Regions from separate parts of the Mus musculus genome. Here region 2 is linked to region 1. A link is a loop called in an ENCODE intact Hi-C map of the cell type or tissue named here. Cell type or tissue: heart. All regions are shown on one strand.

Evidence for each region. Peaks named below come from ENCODE experiments on the same cell type or tissue, not always from the same donor. Only the 100,000 strongest peaks of a DNase experiment are listed, where the experiment ranks them.
Region 2: a loop joins it to region 1, with 5 times the contacts of the local background. A loop is called at or near these places in 11 of 42 quality-filtered maps.

Annotation. Positions count from the first base shown.
Region 1 is chr9:117,899,388-117,907,387 of GRCm38, reverse strand. No RefSeq gene overlaps it. Among named protein-coding and RNA genes, the nearest start is that of Azi2, 140 kb to the left of the region's middle. In heart, a CTCF peak has its summit at 4,202; no DNase peak of the experiment used is centred here; H3K27ac peaks cover 410 bases; H3K27me3 peaks cover 265 bases.
Region 2 is chr9:117,962,979-117,970,978 of GRCm38, reverse strand. Zcwpw2 (zinc finger, CW type with PWWP domain 2) reads left to right here. Exons shown (of 9, transcript NM_001378466.1): 4 at 6,401-6,515. Among named protein-coding and RNA genes, the nearest start is that of Azi2, 74 kb to the left of the region's middle. In heart, a CTCF peak has its summit at 4,132; no DNase peak of the experiment used is centred here.

The DNA.
Region 1 (8,000 bases):
GTGTTCATTCCCTTGGGGAATGCAACCACAACATGGGCACACACTCCACCAGGACCTGATCTTGTGCTTTTCAACCCCTACAGCTTCGAGGAAACAAATTTCTCTCTGTCCTCCAATACCCAGTCTTAATTCTGTTGCAGAAGTGCAAGCAAATTAAGATGTACTAGAGCCTGGTGCCAGAGAAGTGGGATGTTGCTATGACAAATTCCTCTTTGGAGACAGGGAGATGGGTCACGGGCAGAGGCTGGTACAGTTACACCGTGCTCAGCAATCTACCTTGTTGTGACAGTAGCAAATCCCAAGCCTACCTTCACCAAACCTGGCACATTTCCACTTGTTTTGCAGTCTTGTATGCTAGAACAAGTCTAAGTTATCACAACTAGGGCGGGAAGGGAGGCGCTGGTGGCAGTGGTGGGAAGCCGTGCCACCCTTAGAGATTGCCTGAGTGATTATGACCAGAATGCCGGACTGAAAGTTGGGGAAGCAACCACTCTGATGTTCTGGTCCATAGTGGGGGGCACCTTAGGGGGCCCCGGAGGAAAGAACTTGGTTGAATTATTTCAACATCTTAATATTTTGTGGAAACAGAATTGAAAGGCAACAGATAAGAGAATTTACAGATGAAGTCTCCAAGTGAACAGGGCACCACCTTGCTCTTAAAAGGAGGAGAAAAAAATGAACCAAATTCGAGGTGGAATGCTATTAAAGAGGAAGAGTGGCCGGAAGGTTGTGATACAGGAGAGAGCGTGCTTAGAGAGACCAGCAGGAGTGAAGAGGCCAAGAGCTAGCTATCCACCAAGACAAAGTCCAGTTAGAGCTGTTTCTGCGTCCCCAGCTAGCTCCAACCAGGACTTGGGGGAAACAGTGTGAAAACAGAAGCCCGGAGGACCCGGGCATTTTCTGCCTTGCTTTCCTCCTGTGCTGGTGCAGTGGTCCTGACCCTTGGTCCACCCAGCTGTGACACCAGTGGATGCAGGTGTAGCTCTAGGCCACCACTTTGGAAGCCACGTCACAGCCCTCGGTAATACCTGCACAGTCCTAACTCTGCCTGGAAGAACAACACATACTGGATCCCTTTGGATGCAAAACTGGCTCCTGCTGCTTCTAAGCCCAGAAAGTTAAATTCTCATTCACCGCTAGAAAAATAAAAACAAAAAGCCATGACAGGGTTGGAAGTAGGAAAAACTTAGCTTTGTACCCACTTTCATGGGTCTTTTTGCCTCCATTCTCTTCCCCTCTCTTGGTCTCCTTTCTAAATGTTCCACTGTGCCTATACTCACACTTGTTTACATGCAGATGTGTTTACATCATAAGCCGAGAGCCATGAGGGTGAACATGTGGGCTTGGTTTGGTTTCCTTTCCTAGTTGGGCTAGCCTCCGGTAACATTATGTTTTTATGCCCACTCATTTTCCTACAAATTACATTTTTCCTTACAACTGAATCATATTGATCTCTATAGATTTTGTAATCGCCACTTGTACTTTACCTGACCTGTTTTTTCTAACGTTCTTTATAATTTTTTGAAAGCCTATGCTCCCTCAGTGTGTTAACCCCACTTCTTTCTGAGTTGCTGTCAGGACTCGGTGCACTGATGTTATGTGGCCCTGACAGTTTTCCTGCCCTTCTCTTGCCGAGACTAGCTCTGATTGCTTATGTGCAGACGGGCTTTCACTAAAAGCACTAGCCAAAGAAATGGTGTAAGGAAACAGGAAAGATGGCTTATTCATCCTGACAGTTAGATTTTTAAAATTTGAAGAGGAGGAGGAGCCAGAGTAGCCTTGGTTGTATTTTGCAACATCAGGCAATAACAGGATCTGCTGCAACAAATGGCCAAGGTTATGGCCCCCATAAAGCTTAATTTGCATTTGGAATATTCCTGCACATTCACTGAGAATGCAAAGCAGGCTCTGCAGGTTTGAGGGCAGCTGAGCTACACTGCATTTCGGAATCTCGGTGGTTCACGCAGAGGCACGGGGAGAATGGCTTGCTGCGTGTGTGACCGGCCTCAGCTCTTGCTGTATGTCTGGACAGGACATACAGAGCTTTAAAGCAGATGGTCTTCCTGGGCTACCCTTGGAGGAGACACAGTGACCAGATGGTCTGATGTGAATTGTGACTGGGCCACAGTGTGGCCAAGCAGATTATCTGGGTCATTCTGGGGGACTGATGTAGATGGTCAGAAGACTGATTGCCACAGTTGGAACCTTTGGTGTGAGGACCAGAATGACTCAGGGGGTGGTGCCAGCCGTGTTCTGCTCCAGCCCACTCAGTGTGCACTAAGCAGGTCTTGTGTCCAGAAGCTGAAGTGAGATGAGAAGCGCAGTCAGAGAACCACAGTGCGCAGGAGATTCCGTTTCCAGATGAAGCCATCGCCCAGCAATCACAACCTGAGGAGCAGCCTCAGCCCATGCCGTCCACCTGCCTCGCCCTCTCAGGAATGCATCGGTCGGGAGGGGAGGGGGGTCAGGCTCAAATCTTTCAGATTAATTTGTGTGCTGCCTGTCTCTGTTCTTCTTCTGTTCTCATTTCTGAGCGCCTCACATGTCTGAGTTTCTCACGTACCCAGGGGACAGCTACCTGTTGGCAACTGCTCTGTTCACACTATTTAAGGGCACCCTTCCAAGATGCCTGCTTCCCAGTGTCTGCTCATGGGTGAGGTAGCCATCAGACTGGGGTCCGTCTTTAATCAAACAGGTGGAATTTTAGGGTAAGTTGGATTTCCCCAGTTTCCCCTTTAATAGCCTGTCTGTCCATGGACCAACAGGGGCCCTGGGACCTAAATTCTACTTACTTACCAGTCAGCTGTGGACCTCAGAGCACCAGCAAATGCTTGGGTCCCAACCATCCAGCTGGCCACTCCTACTGTCGGCCCTGTAACCGACCTCGGCCATCAGTGCCTTTCCTGTGACTCTGTGTCCTCTCAAGTACACCAAGTCTCTGAGCTACAGACAAGATTCCTGGGATGAAACATTTACAGAGGAAAGAGGGCTACCATGGCTCATGGTTCTGAAGGCGAGGAAGTCCACGAGGCCAGCACTGGCATTTCCTTGGCCTCTGGGAAGGACCTCATGTGTCTCCCCCTATTCCAGGAAGCCGATGAGCACACACAGAGGGGAGATGAGAGGCAAGGGCGGATCTCACTGAGGGTTTCTATGGCTGCCACAAAACACCATGACCAAAAGGCAGAGCAGGGAGGAAAGGGGCTATTTGTTTTACACTGCACATCACAGTTCATCATCAAAGGAAGTCAGGACAGGAACTCAGACAGGGCAGGTACCTGGAGGGGCACATGCAGAGGCCATACAGGGGCACTGCTTACTGCCTTGCTCCTGATGGTTTGCTCAGCCTGCTTTCTGAGAGAACCCAGGACCAGCCCACAGAGGACATCGCCACAGTGGGCTGGACCCTCCCCCACCAATCACTAGTTAAGAAAATGCCTTACAGGCTTGCTTTTGGCCTGATCCTGTAGAGGCATTTTCTTAATTAAGGTTCCCTCTTCTCAGATGACTTTAGCTTGTGTCAAGCCAGCAGAGAGCTAAACACCCACAAAACCAGCATCATTGCTATGATACAGGCACTAAGTGTGGCTTGAGGACGCCCCTCGCCCCCATAACCTAATCTCATCTATTAGGCCTCCCCTCCCAAACTGCCAAATGGATATCAAAGTTTCCAACATGGGAACTTTTAGGGTCACACCTAAGCCCTGGGACACATGTAAAAATACTGTATCAGTGAAGTCAAATAAAGGTCAGGGAGAGGAGAAAATGGAAGAGAAACGAGGGGAATAAATGAACACAAGGGCAGGAGACAGATGAGGACAAGTGTTACAAAGAGGGAGGGAACAGAGCGGGGCGTCTAAAGACTTCTGATGTCCCAGTAAAATGCATAAAATTAACATTGGGAGAGGAATAAAAATAAAAACACACGTGTTTATGCAATAAGATACAGTGAGAATCTTGCTAACCTTTAGTAAAAAAGAAACATGTGCAAGACACATCCCATGGCAGTGACTTCCTCCAAAATGGAGTCTGCCAGCTGGAGGCAGGGCTGGCGTCAGTTGAACTCCAGGACTCTTGTCTTTTCTGTCATTTAGGCTGCTGCTGAGTTTTAACTGGGCCAGCCCCAGATGTCTGACAGAGCATCTTCCCTTCCTTCCTTCCTTTCTTTGTGTACCAGGAGCCTCTGCTGGCCACACTTAGTTTTGCAGTCTCTGGGCCAGAGCAGGTTTGCCCATGCTTCCAAGACTCCAAATGTCATACTTTAGGAAGTGACTAGTTTAATAGCCAGGGGCCATCCTCCGTCCGGAGTGTGTCTGGAGTGGAGGAGGGGTGCAGACAGAGTCCTGAGATCTATGCGGAGGGTCTAATGGTTCCACTGCTCTCAAAGCCCACGAAACGCTAAGCACCTTCCTCGAGGGACGAGGCTGTGGAAGTCAAGTACCCCATGGGTGCTTCAGAGCTCCATGTGCAGCCAGGGGAGGAACAGCAGAAGAGGCAGCTGCAGAGGCTGTGCCACCCTGTGACATCAGGGGCTGTTGGGTCCACATTTATGCTCAGGTGACGGGGTCCTTGCCACCAAGGATGGAGCCGAGTGCAGGATGCCTATGAAGGCATGCCTGAGCTGGTGTCAGGTTCTTGCTCTCTCCCACTGTCCTGCAGCTGTCTCCCAGGCTGGCCGACCTCCAGCTTCCTTAGCCATGCCCACAGGGTAGCTCTCTTAAACCTTAGGTTCTCTCCCCGTGGCACCACCGGGAATGGCAAAATGGACATCCTCTCTACTGCCAGCCCATTCCGCTGGTGAAGTCACTGTCTTACCAAGATCCTCAAGTGGATTCATTGTTAGAGAGAGCTGTGGCTCTTCCTGTAGGTTGAGCGATCTGTATCTCGTCACCAAGCGCCACCTGACTTACAGGATGTGGCTTCTGGTTCCTCTCCCTCCACCCGGAAGCCATGATTGGAACTCCCGTACAGCGTACCCCTGATTGCTGTGTCGGCGTTCTGCCCCTGCAGGTTCTTATCCTTTCTATCACTGGCTCTGTGAGGACCTAGACTCTTCCCGTCTCCGCACACACCGCTCCCCTCCCCGAGGACAGAGCCTGTTCTTTGTGATTCTGTAGCTTCTCATCGCACCATCGCCTGCAGGAAGCAGGAAGCCTTAGTTTCTTTCTTCATTTCAACCTGAATTTGTTCACAGAAACATTTACATAGCAGAGTTATTCTGCTAGGTGGGTAAAGAAAAATATTTTTATGCCATGGATTGAAAATAAGTCTGAGTGAAAGAGCCAGCCAGCCCTCCTGGCTTCACCCTTTCCTATGCTGCATGCCCGGGACTAGCGTTTGTTATTTACCCAGATCGGGCACACAGACCTCAGGGTCTGCGCCTGCTTTCTCAGCTTTCCCCATCACCACAGTCTCTCCTTGTCTCACTTCTGTTTGCGGTGGAGTTTTGTTTGTTTGTTTTGCTCTTTGTTGTCTTATTTGAGACAGGGACTCAAGAGCTCAGAATGGCCTCAAACTTGACACATAGCTGAAGGTGACCTCGAACTCCTGATTCCCCTGCCTCTACCTTCCGAGTTCTGGGATTGCAGTTGTTCTTTGCAGTGCCTATCAGGCTCATACAAGTTTCTTTTAATAGTCCAAAAGTGGTGCCAAGCCTGCAGCCGTGAGTGGGAATTCAGTCATTAAAATGTCGGCAGTGCCTGGATTCAGACACCCGTTCCCAGAAGCCCCAATCTTTCTCCCACCAGCTCACCACGGTGGTCTTCCAAGAATGATACCTCTTTTCTCAGTAGGAACTGAAGTCCCGGCTGCTTAGAAAATATATTTGCGCCTCTGTACAAATAGAAGCCACAGCTCACCCTGACCTTCCATACAGGGTATATTCCAGTTGCTTCTTTCTTCAATTACCTCAGAGACCCTTTGTGCTCAGTGTGACAGTCACCAGATTCATGAGGCTGTTAAGTTATTAAAATGGAACAAGATGTGAAATTTGGTTCTTTGGACATACTGGCCACATTTCAAACAGCAGGTACACAGGTAGCAAAAGGGACAGCGACAGATGGATTTCCTGGCTCTGTAGGACAATGCCGCTGTTGAGTTCTGAGGTGGTCCCTAGGCCTCCTCGCTCTCCTCTTTTGTTCATTTCTTTGAATCACTTTAGTCCTTTTGATTCACTTAACAAAACTCTAAGGCAAATTCTAAAAGTGTAGATTTTGGGACTGCATTTTGCTCTAGGTATGAAGGTAGTAAGCTTTTAAAAAGTGAGATCAAATCCTGAGCTCAGTAGGAAACACCGTCACCCAGTCATCCCATGACTGACTTACGTCAATAAAACTGTGCTGGCTTTGAGTGGGGTGAGGAGCTCACAGTGGGCTGTGCAGCCGAGTTAGTTTAGCAATGTGGAGCCAGTCTGACGGAAAGAGAACGAACGGTCCCACAGAGGAGAAAGACAGGGGCAAAGGGACAGGAGTGAAGTAAAGTCAGCGCCTAGTTCACACTGTCCCTCGGCCTCCACACGCCCCTTCAGATGAAGGGCCTTGTCCTTAGGAAAGGACAGCCACATGTGGTGCGGAGCCTCGTGAGTGCTCCTCCCCGACTGAGTCATCTGTCATAAGTAAGTGGGCACTAACCTGAGTTGGCTGCCAGACTGATTGCTTGTACCTCAAATCTGCATGGCAGTCGAGTGACAGGGAGTGAGAACTTGATTTCCATTCCTGTCCCTTATCAGCCATGTGGGCTTCGGTCAGTCCCTTGATTTGGGGCTCTCAGTCTCAGCTGTGGAGAAGGAAGGCTTCTGTTCTGGTTCTCCAACCTCTGGGGCTCCATTGGGGTAACAGGGCACACCACTTCATAAAATAGAGATGTCAGCAGGTTTATTTTTGGTTTTGTTTGGTCCTGATTCTTGGTAACGGGGGCTGTACAGTTTCCCAAGCCATAGAACAACTCTGTCCTGACTGTCATGATAACACTTGTTTATCTCACGACTGAAAAGATCTCTTATTTCCTTTAGCTCATCCTTGACCCTCTCTTGGATTTCTTCATTAAAAAGACGTGAATAAAGTTCACAGTGTTTTGCTCGGGAATAGCTAACGAATTCGTTGCAGTGAATGCCTAGCAGCAACAACGGGCTGCCCTCAGGGGTCTCTAGTATCTGCCCCACCGACCGCTTCCACTTTCTTTCCAGAGTGGAATCTGCCCAACAGCACACCTGATGACATCCCAGACCTGTCTGCAGAGCGTGGGGTCACCAATGGTAACACATTTGTCATTATCTATTGAGTAGACTCTGAGATTCCTAACGGGCTTTAACTCAGGATGGGTTCATCCTGGGCACAGCAGTTGCTCAAGGTAGTCCTTCCAGGACAGCCCTCGATGTGCATCTGCGACCGGCCAAGGTCAAACCCACAGTAGCTGCTGCCTTAGTGCTACTGTGGGCTAAGTACAGCCCCCTTAGTGAGGGCACAAGGCTACCCATGCTTGGAGAGGGAGAGTTACACATGGCAGGCACTCTTTCTGCATCATGGGATTCTACTCCACACACAGGGACTTTTATTTTTACCGTAGTCAGTCTGTCCAAGGTCCGTTTCTGTCTTCTCCTCTTCTGCAAACCTTACTGAAATTACTGCTGGCGCGGCTGCTGCATGCTACTCTAACACTGTGTACCTCTCTATTGGACAAGAGCATCAGGAAGTTAAGGTAGAAGAAGATCAGAAGAGCGCCCCCCTTTCAAACACCCTACCGCACTTAAATATGCCATTTAGCCACATTCCTATTGCTGTGGCAGATCAACTTAAGGGGAGAAGGATTTACTCTGGCTTGTGGTTTAAGGGTCCACCATAGTGGAGAAGACACAGTGCCTGGACTAGCTTCTAGTAAGGCTCGTTGTGTGATGGTGACCAGAAGATCACGTCATCCAATTACATTCTACCTCTTAAAGGTGCCACAACCTCCCAGGGCACGGTTATACTCTAGGGACCAAGTGTTCCAACACGTGCAACTAT
Region 2 (8,000 bases), 64 kb before region 1:
CTCCTTCTCTCTCCCTGCCTTCCGCTCCACCTTCTCTTTATCTGCCCAATCATCAGCTCTTTTTTATTTTACAAATTAAGGTGGAAAGCAGGTTTACAGGAAATCACCTGAGTGCTGACTCATTCCTTGTTCACAACCCCTCATAGGGGAATGGAATTAACATCAAATATAATTAGCCCCAGGGCTATCCACGTGTCCCTCCATGTGTACACTTTGGTTGGTTTTTAGTCCCTGGGAGCTCTGCGGGGGGGGGGGGGTTCTGGTTGATTGATATTGTTGTTCTTCCTATGGGGTTGCAAATCCCTTCAGCTCCTTCAGTCCTTTTTCTAACTCCTTCATTGGGGTCCCCGTGATCAGTTCAATGGTTGGCTGTGAGCATTTGCCTCTGTATTTGTCAGGTTCATGTTACCAGCACATACCATGCTAGCTTCCAAAGGAGGGAAGCAACCAACAGTCTTACCTAGCAGTGATGGTTATAAACCACTACAATGACCAATATGGCAACCATAATGCTAAGTGTGCAGTAGTGGCATATAGTACTTTGGTGCTAGCCAACATCTCTATAATTGGACTTAAGGCTTACTCAACAAGAGGGAAATCATGCCTGGTACTAGAACCCTAACCACCTACCTTGAGCTACTGAAGTCATGGACCTTGGAGGAAAAACTACAACCACCCCTGTACTAAACCAGCATAGTTTCTAACTACATTCCAAACATTTATCCTTGTATCTACAGGTAAGCATAGTTTTCACCCTTCGTCAAGAAAATGCTTTGCAATAGATGAAGATTATAGAAAAGCACCACTAATCAAAATGAAGATTGTGGTGCTCAGTACCAATGGATACATCTACAATGCAAGTTCTGCATCATTGTTTTAAAGGGGGAAAAAGATGAAAAGAATCAAGGAACAAGAAGTTTGCTGAGAAATGCATCTCCTAGAAATATTATGTCTATGAAGCTACACCTGCAAAGTCTCAAAAACATGGCAAATGTGCCCTAAGAGAGGATGACACCAATGGACATGTTTACATAGAATGGGGTAATTTCATAGGGCCTCAACTCTAGACAAAGAACTAACACAGCTGTGCAATACTGAGAGTGGAATAAATAATCTTCCCAAGGAAGAGCACACCAATTGGTTATCCAATACCAAATGGTCAGCCCTTAAAGGTTAGACATACAAAGCAATACGATATGTTCTAAGCAGTTGTACTTCTATATTTAGGAATACACACACACACACACACACACACACACACAAACACACACACATGCACCATCCATTTACAACAATTCAAGACAAAAAGGCCATAACTTTGAAAGAGAGCAAGGGGGTTACATGAGAGGATTTGGAGGGAGGATAGGGAAGGTGGGAATCTAATTTTTTTTTTAAAAACACCATGAAAACTATACTTTCTTTCAGGTCTACAAGGTATCAACTATAACACTGTATGATAGTAGAGCAACAAAAACATTTTCTTTGGCCTCTTTTCTTTTTCATTTTAACACGTGAGGATATGGTAAATTTAGGGGAAAAGAGGGCTGAGGATCAGCGGGCACAAGCTGCAGCCTGGGCTGTGCTCCTTGTACATGAAGTGCAAGAGCCGGCATGAACAGAAACTTAAACAATTTGAACACATTAATGGAAATTTTATTAATTTTGTAAGGGGCACAGCAACTGGAGGACACTTTATATTCTGAAGTTAACAGATACGCAGAAGTGTCACATGACCTACTCTAGGCATTCATCTTTACATGTTTTTCCCTTTTGGACAGGGTTGCTTTGTATAGCCCTGGCTGGCTGGAACTCGCTGTGTAGATCTGGCTGGCTTGGAACTCATAGAGATCCACCTGTCTATGCCTCCTGAACGCTGTCATCAAAGGCTTATGCCACCACACGAGAGTTATTAGTGTTTTGAAGTAAAATGAATGACAATGTTACCATTACAATACCTTCAGGCTCGGTGGTGATTCATTCTTGATAAACAGTAACCTAGTAACAAGGATGTGGAATGCATTTGCTTAGTGAGATACTGGGCCTCTCTTGACAATCCAGAGACCTTTGCCTGGAAGATGCCAAGTGAGTGATTGTAGCAGTGTCTAGGAGAGCTGTGATGGTTACAAACACTCTTTCTGAAGTCCTCTACAGAATGATTTGGTTCAGTTCATGTTTTAGAAAGCACATGAACTCATCTATCTGACTGAGTATTTTAAATAGAGGAGAAACTTATCATTTCTGTAAGAAATTGGAATTTTTTAAAAAGTATGTTAAATTTCTATATTCTAATATTTAATATTGGGTTTTAGTTGTTTATATAATTAGCTGAAAGAAAAAAATTTCAGACAGGAAAGGGAAAAGCAAAATGATAGTTTTCAATTTGTATTTTATATGAATAAGAACTGGAATAAAAACAGTTGTGAGTTGCTATGTGAGTACTGGACAGTAAAGACATCTTGAAGAGTGTCCAGTGCTGGGAACCACTGAGTCACCTCTAGTTCCAACACAATGTGTTTAACATGGTTATGTGCCTGGCAAAGCAGTAGAACTCAAGTAGAAAACCTACTGTCTTTACTGAATAATAGGAAAACCATTCAAAGTGGGAAAATTCAGTTCTATCTCATCTAATACGATTGCTGTACACAAGCGACTAGTTTGAAAATACAATTGTGATACTCATTTTTGATGACACCAAGTTATATAAAATGCACTGGAGTAAGAGTGTGAAGCAAAGCATCAAACCTACTATGTAAAACTTCAAAATCCTACTACAAAGATAGGAAAGAAGCCCAAGAAGATGGAAAAACAGAATCCACTTTTTGGTGTGGAAGATTTAACTCAGTAGATGTCAATTTAAGTTACTGTCAACAAAGCCCCAATTTAAAAGGAAACAGAATCTTAGTATTTGTAGGAACGTAGAACCTAGAGTGATGATATTCGCCTGCAGAATACACAAGGTGTTAATGATAGAAACTCTAACAGTTAAAGCAGTTTGTTACTAATACTACTAAAGTAATGGAAGCTGGAATGGAATAACAGAATTCACACTCTCAAAAGTGTCTCCCTGCTGCACACCACTGCGGTTTCCTGCCTGGGCTGTTGCTGTAGCCTGCTAAGCAGCTGTTCCACAGCGACACTTAACTTCTGCATAACTTGAACTCATCAGAGTAGTGAGATTGATTGTTTGAAGGCATTAACCAAAGCCAGGTATGGTGGTGCATGTAATTCCAGTGAACAGAGTGAGACGGGCATGGCAAGTTCTGTCCAGCCTGAGGTATGCAGTAAGACCATGTCTCACAAAGCGGGAAAGGCAGGGAAAGACGGTCTGGTGGACCGTCTCCACCAGAGCTCTGCAGTGTCACCTGTTTCAGGCTGGGCAGGAACTAAACACTGCTGCTGGCTTCATGGCCCTCCCTACTCTGGCCCTTAGTAATTTTTCTGGCACTCTCCCCATCTTTTATCATTGTCTCTCTGCCACACTGCGTTCTTTGATGCATCCTGAATATGCATCCATATCCGACCTTTGAGAATATCTTCTCCAGAAACATTCTTTTCTTGAAGGGCTAGATGGCTGGCTCCCCAAACTCCTTCAAGTCTGCTCAAAAGACACCCTGTCAGTTTCAGTGAGTTTCTCTGACCACTGTTCTGCTCTCGCTCACTCTGCATGGGTGATTGCCCTGGCCTCCTGCCATGTAGGCTTTCCTTACCCCACACAGAATGCTAGAGTGCTGCTTTTCACACAGTGGACCAGAGGTGAGTATTGTCTGCTCACCAACAGTTCCCCAAATAGGGGGCTACATTGTGTTGAATCAGTCAATCAATTGCATAATCAAAAAGAGGAAAAACAAAACATATATCTATTAATATCAATGTCAAATAAATGCCTATGTTTTTTTCAAGTGCTTATAAATGCATATTGAATTTGTAGAATAGAAAAAGCATTAATCATGGTTGACTACGTGAGAAAGAGTTCAGAGAGTGACAAAGATGGAGATCCAGAATCCCTAGAGCTTGAACCTGCCACGTCTTGATTTAAAAAAAAAAAGTGCAGTGTACAGTTGAGTCTCATTCTGGAATTAAAAATTCTTCATAAAGTTGAGGCTCAACTGAGCACCTTCAGGCAGTGTTAATTTGTTCAGCCACTAGGTGTCCTGTATCTACCATAAGTTCTTAAAGAAGCCCTGACAGAGTCCCAGCTTCCCAGCTCCCTGAGCTGTCTGTAGTTCAGTGTTGCCAGCGTCAGTCCCGAGCTGTTTCTTTAAAGGGAACCGAGGAGCATCTGTTCAGTTTTAGGAAGAGATCCCCACTGGACAGCTCCTTATCATCATGGTAGCGTTAGTGCTGCAGAGACACATTAGCTACCTGCCTAACACACACATTCGAGACAAGAGCTCTACATACAGCGCGGCTGGCCTAGAGCTCACTCTGTGGACCAGGCTGACTGTGAGCTCACAGAGATCCACCTGCCTGAGTGATGGGGTTGAAGGTGTGTGTTACCATGGCCACCGTGACAGTCTTAACTTACATGTGCAGTGTGAAAGCCAGCCAGATGGCTTGGTGGGTAAAGATGCTTGTCTCCATTCCTGACAACCTGAGTTTAATCACAACAACTCGCCTGGTAGGGTAGAACTAGGCTCCTCAAGTTGTGCTTTAGCTTCCAGACATGTGCTGTGTCACATACACAAAGCACATAAATTGTAAACATTAAAGATTACAGCTAACAAATCAAATTGCTTACATTTTCATTTTTTGTGTGTAAATTTAAATTTTTATTGGATATTTCATTTATTTACGTTTCAGATGTTATCCCCTTTCCCAATTTCCCCTCCAGAACCCCCTATCCCATACCCCCTCCCCCTGCTTCTATGGTGGTGATGGTGCTCCCCCACCCACCCACCTACCTCCCTGGCCTCATATACCCCTACACTGGGGCATAGAGCCTTCACAGGACCAAGGGCCTCTACTCCCACTGATGCCCAACAAGGCCATCCTCTGCTACATATGTGGCTGGAGCCATGGGTTGCTCCATGTGTACTTTTTAGTTGGTGGTTTAGTCTGTGGGAGTTCTGGGGGGTCTGGTTGATTGATATTGTTGTTCCTCCTTTGGGGTGGCAAACCCCTTCAGCTTAACATAATAAATGAATGAAATTTACATTTTATGTATATGAAAGTATTTTTTATTTGATTATACGCTTTTACTACTTCAATTATGTACCAGTGATTGTCCAAAAGCAGTTAAGAGGCATTTTCTGAATGTTCACAACACTCATTGAGGTGTCAAACCCGTGGCACCATGAAAGCTACAAAGATAAACACCTAGTGTTGTCATGGACCTTCGTTTTTGGGTGGAGATGGTCATGGCCACCTGTAACTACAACATATGTCAGAATGTAGCAAATCAATAAATGACAATGTTGGACATACTTGGAGCAAATAGTTGATAATACTTTGGGGACTACCCATGTGGCATCTGAAAAGGGCTTTGTTCACAGTTTCATTCTGTGAGTTGAGAGGGAATGTTGTAGAGGTTGAAAATTGTGTGCAAATACTGCATTATTTCTTCTATCTAGGACAAGCCTAAGAGCTTCATGTCTGGGTGGTAAATATGTCTCAGTAGAAGAAATATCCATATCCCCACTGATGGCATTTTCAAAAAGAAAATCAGTCACACATTTTATAATTGTAATATTTAAAGTCATAAAACTTCCTAACAATTAAAAGGTTTTAGAAAAATTGCTGTATTAGATGATTGATATTTTTAATTCAGGTTCTTTTTTTCAGTTTTTTAAACACCTAGAAAATGTGCAATGCCTTATTAGAATGACACACACTGTATTCCTACTATCCTAGAAATTGTCATCCACTGTGTCCTATAACACTCATGAAAAGTCAGTGGTTGGCTGCTCAGACTCACAAAGTATACACACGGAGAGGCTGGGGCAGAGCAGGCAAAGAGTGTGTGTGTGTGTGTGTGTGTGTGTGTGTGTGTGTGTGTGTGTGTGTAGGTCTGGCACAACACCACACTAGATGCAAATAGAATTAATTGTCATACACTAAGAACACTGCTTTGTCATTCCTGACCACTCGAGTCTCGTTCTCTGTCACATAAAGTGAGGTTAGTGTTACCCCCTTCAGATGTATCCTGCTGACTGCTTGCTACCCTGGGAGCATGGGAAATGCATCATATCATCTTAATGAAGGGTCTTTAACTTAGATTCTCACAACTCTGCTAAGCTTCAAAACACTAAAACAATAGCCAGGTACCAAGCCTAAGCAACATTTATGTGGTGCTCAAATTAGACTTAGCTCCAGTGAGTGTTATGTCAAGTATAGGATCTAAAACAAAATTAACATTTAAAAATAAACACTATTCCTTGTTTGAATTTATGCATTTCTCTAGGCAGCAGACTGTACGAAGAAGAAGAGGTGGTATAGAAGTGCCCTCGAGGAAGCATACCAACTCTACAGGTGTTCCGCAGAGCAAAGACTAGAAGTGTGCTGCCTGTCAAAGCCGAGTATGTAAAGTTTCCTCTTCTTACTGTCCAAACCAGAACGCTTGGATGTATGCCTCCTATGTCCGTACATTTAACATTTTATGTGTTTTCTTTATGTACAAATGTGGTTTTTGTTCATTGTAAAAGAATCTTCAAGTGAATTAATAGCACATATCTTGTTCTCTGAGATTATTTTTAGTTTAAACACAGGCACTGTAATTAGTGCTTTCTGCTATTTTATTTACTCTTAGATTGCATAAACCATTACTTCAAAACATATAATTAAAATATTAGAAACCACAGATTAAAAATGTATCCTTCATATGATAGTTTTACAGGGATACTCTGGGTTTTGTATTATTTTGTTTGGTTTTTGAGAATATGTGTTTTCAAAATGCTTGATTTTAAAATAATACCAAAGTGGGGGTGAATCATATAGTCACAGTTTTAAGATTGTTTTATTCTGTTTTCCTTATCTATTGTGGACATATCGTGGTGTTCTAGTGGAGGTTAGAGAACCACTTTAGGGGATCAGTTAACACATTCTCTGAGGTGGGTCCTGGGGGATCAGTCAAACTCAGTCAACAGGCAAGCGCCTTACTTCCTGAACCACCTCACAGGCTTACAGCATTTTCATTCTCCTACATAACTGCAGGAGCCAGTGTCTCTTGTGGCGTGATGGTGACCAGAGCCACAATGCTTATCATTTGTCTTCTCCTCGCTTTCAGGTCAACTGAATGACTTTAAAACATAAACTTAGGTAGATAGGTTTTTTTTTTCTCAAATAAAAAGTTTCCTATACAAATTTACTGACAATGTATATGAGACTTTTCCAATGGAGAAAAACCTTCACCATTACTGCTGAAGGCCAGATCTTTACATAAAGTACTGTGCTTTCGAACTTAAAGTAATAGACAGAAGGCTATGTGGGATGAAAAAATAACTGTGATCACTGTACAAGAATATTTTAAAATATATCTGGGTTTATTATAATCATTTCCTAGGACAGTCATAATCTTTTTAAAGTTAAGTATGCCATGCCTACTAACTTTCAGGTGAGTGAGTTTAAAGGCTATGCTGGATAAAGCATAACATCCATGAGCCCCACCCTCACTGGGCAAGCGCCTCCACTGTGGTACCTACTCAGCCTGTGCTTTGCATTTGGAATGGGTCTGCCAGTTCCTGCTCCTCCCCACCCCACCCCCAGAATTTTATTCATGTTTTTACAAAATAGTCTTTCATGTTTGGAGCTGTCTTGGGTTCACAAAAATTACATACCTTCTGTCCACCAGAACTTCCCCTCTCCTACCATCAAAGCCCACACCATGTGATTTGTTGTAACCAGTGAGCCCACGCCAACACTTCTCGTAACCTGAGTTCAGAGTGCACATGAGACTTGACTCTAGTTTTACACGCTGTGTCATCATTGTCATACCGCACACAATCATTACATGGCCTTAAAATCCCGTGTCCTCCTTACTCATCTTTTCTCCCGCCAACACTCAG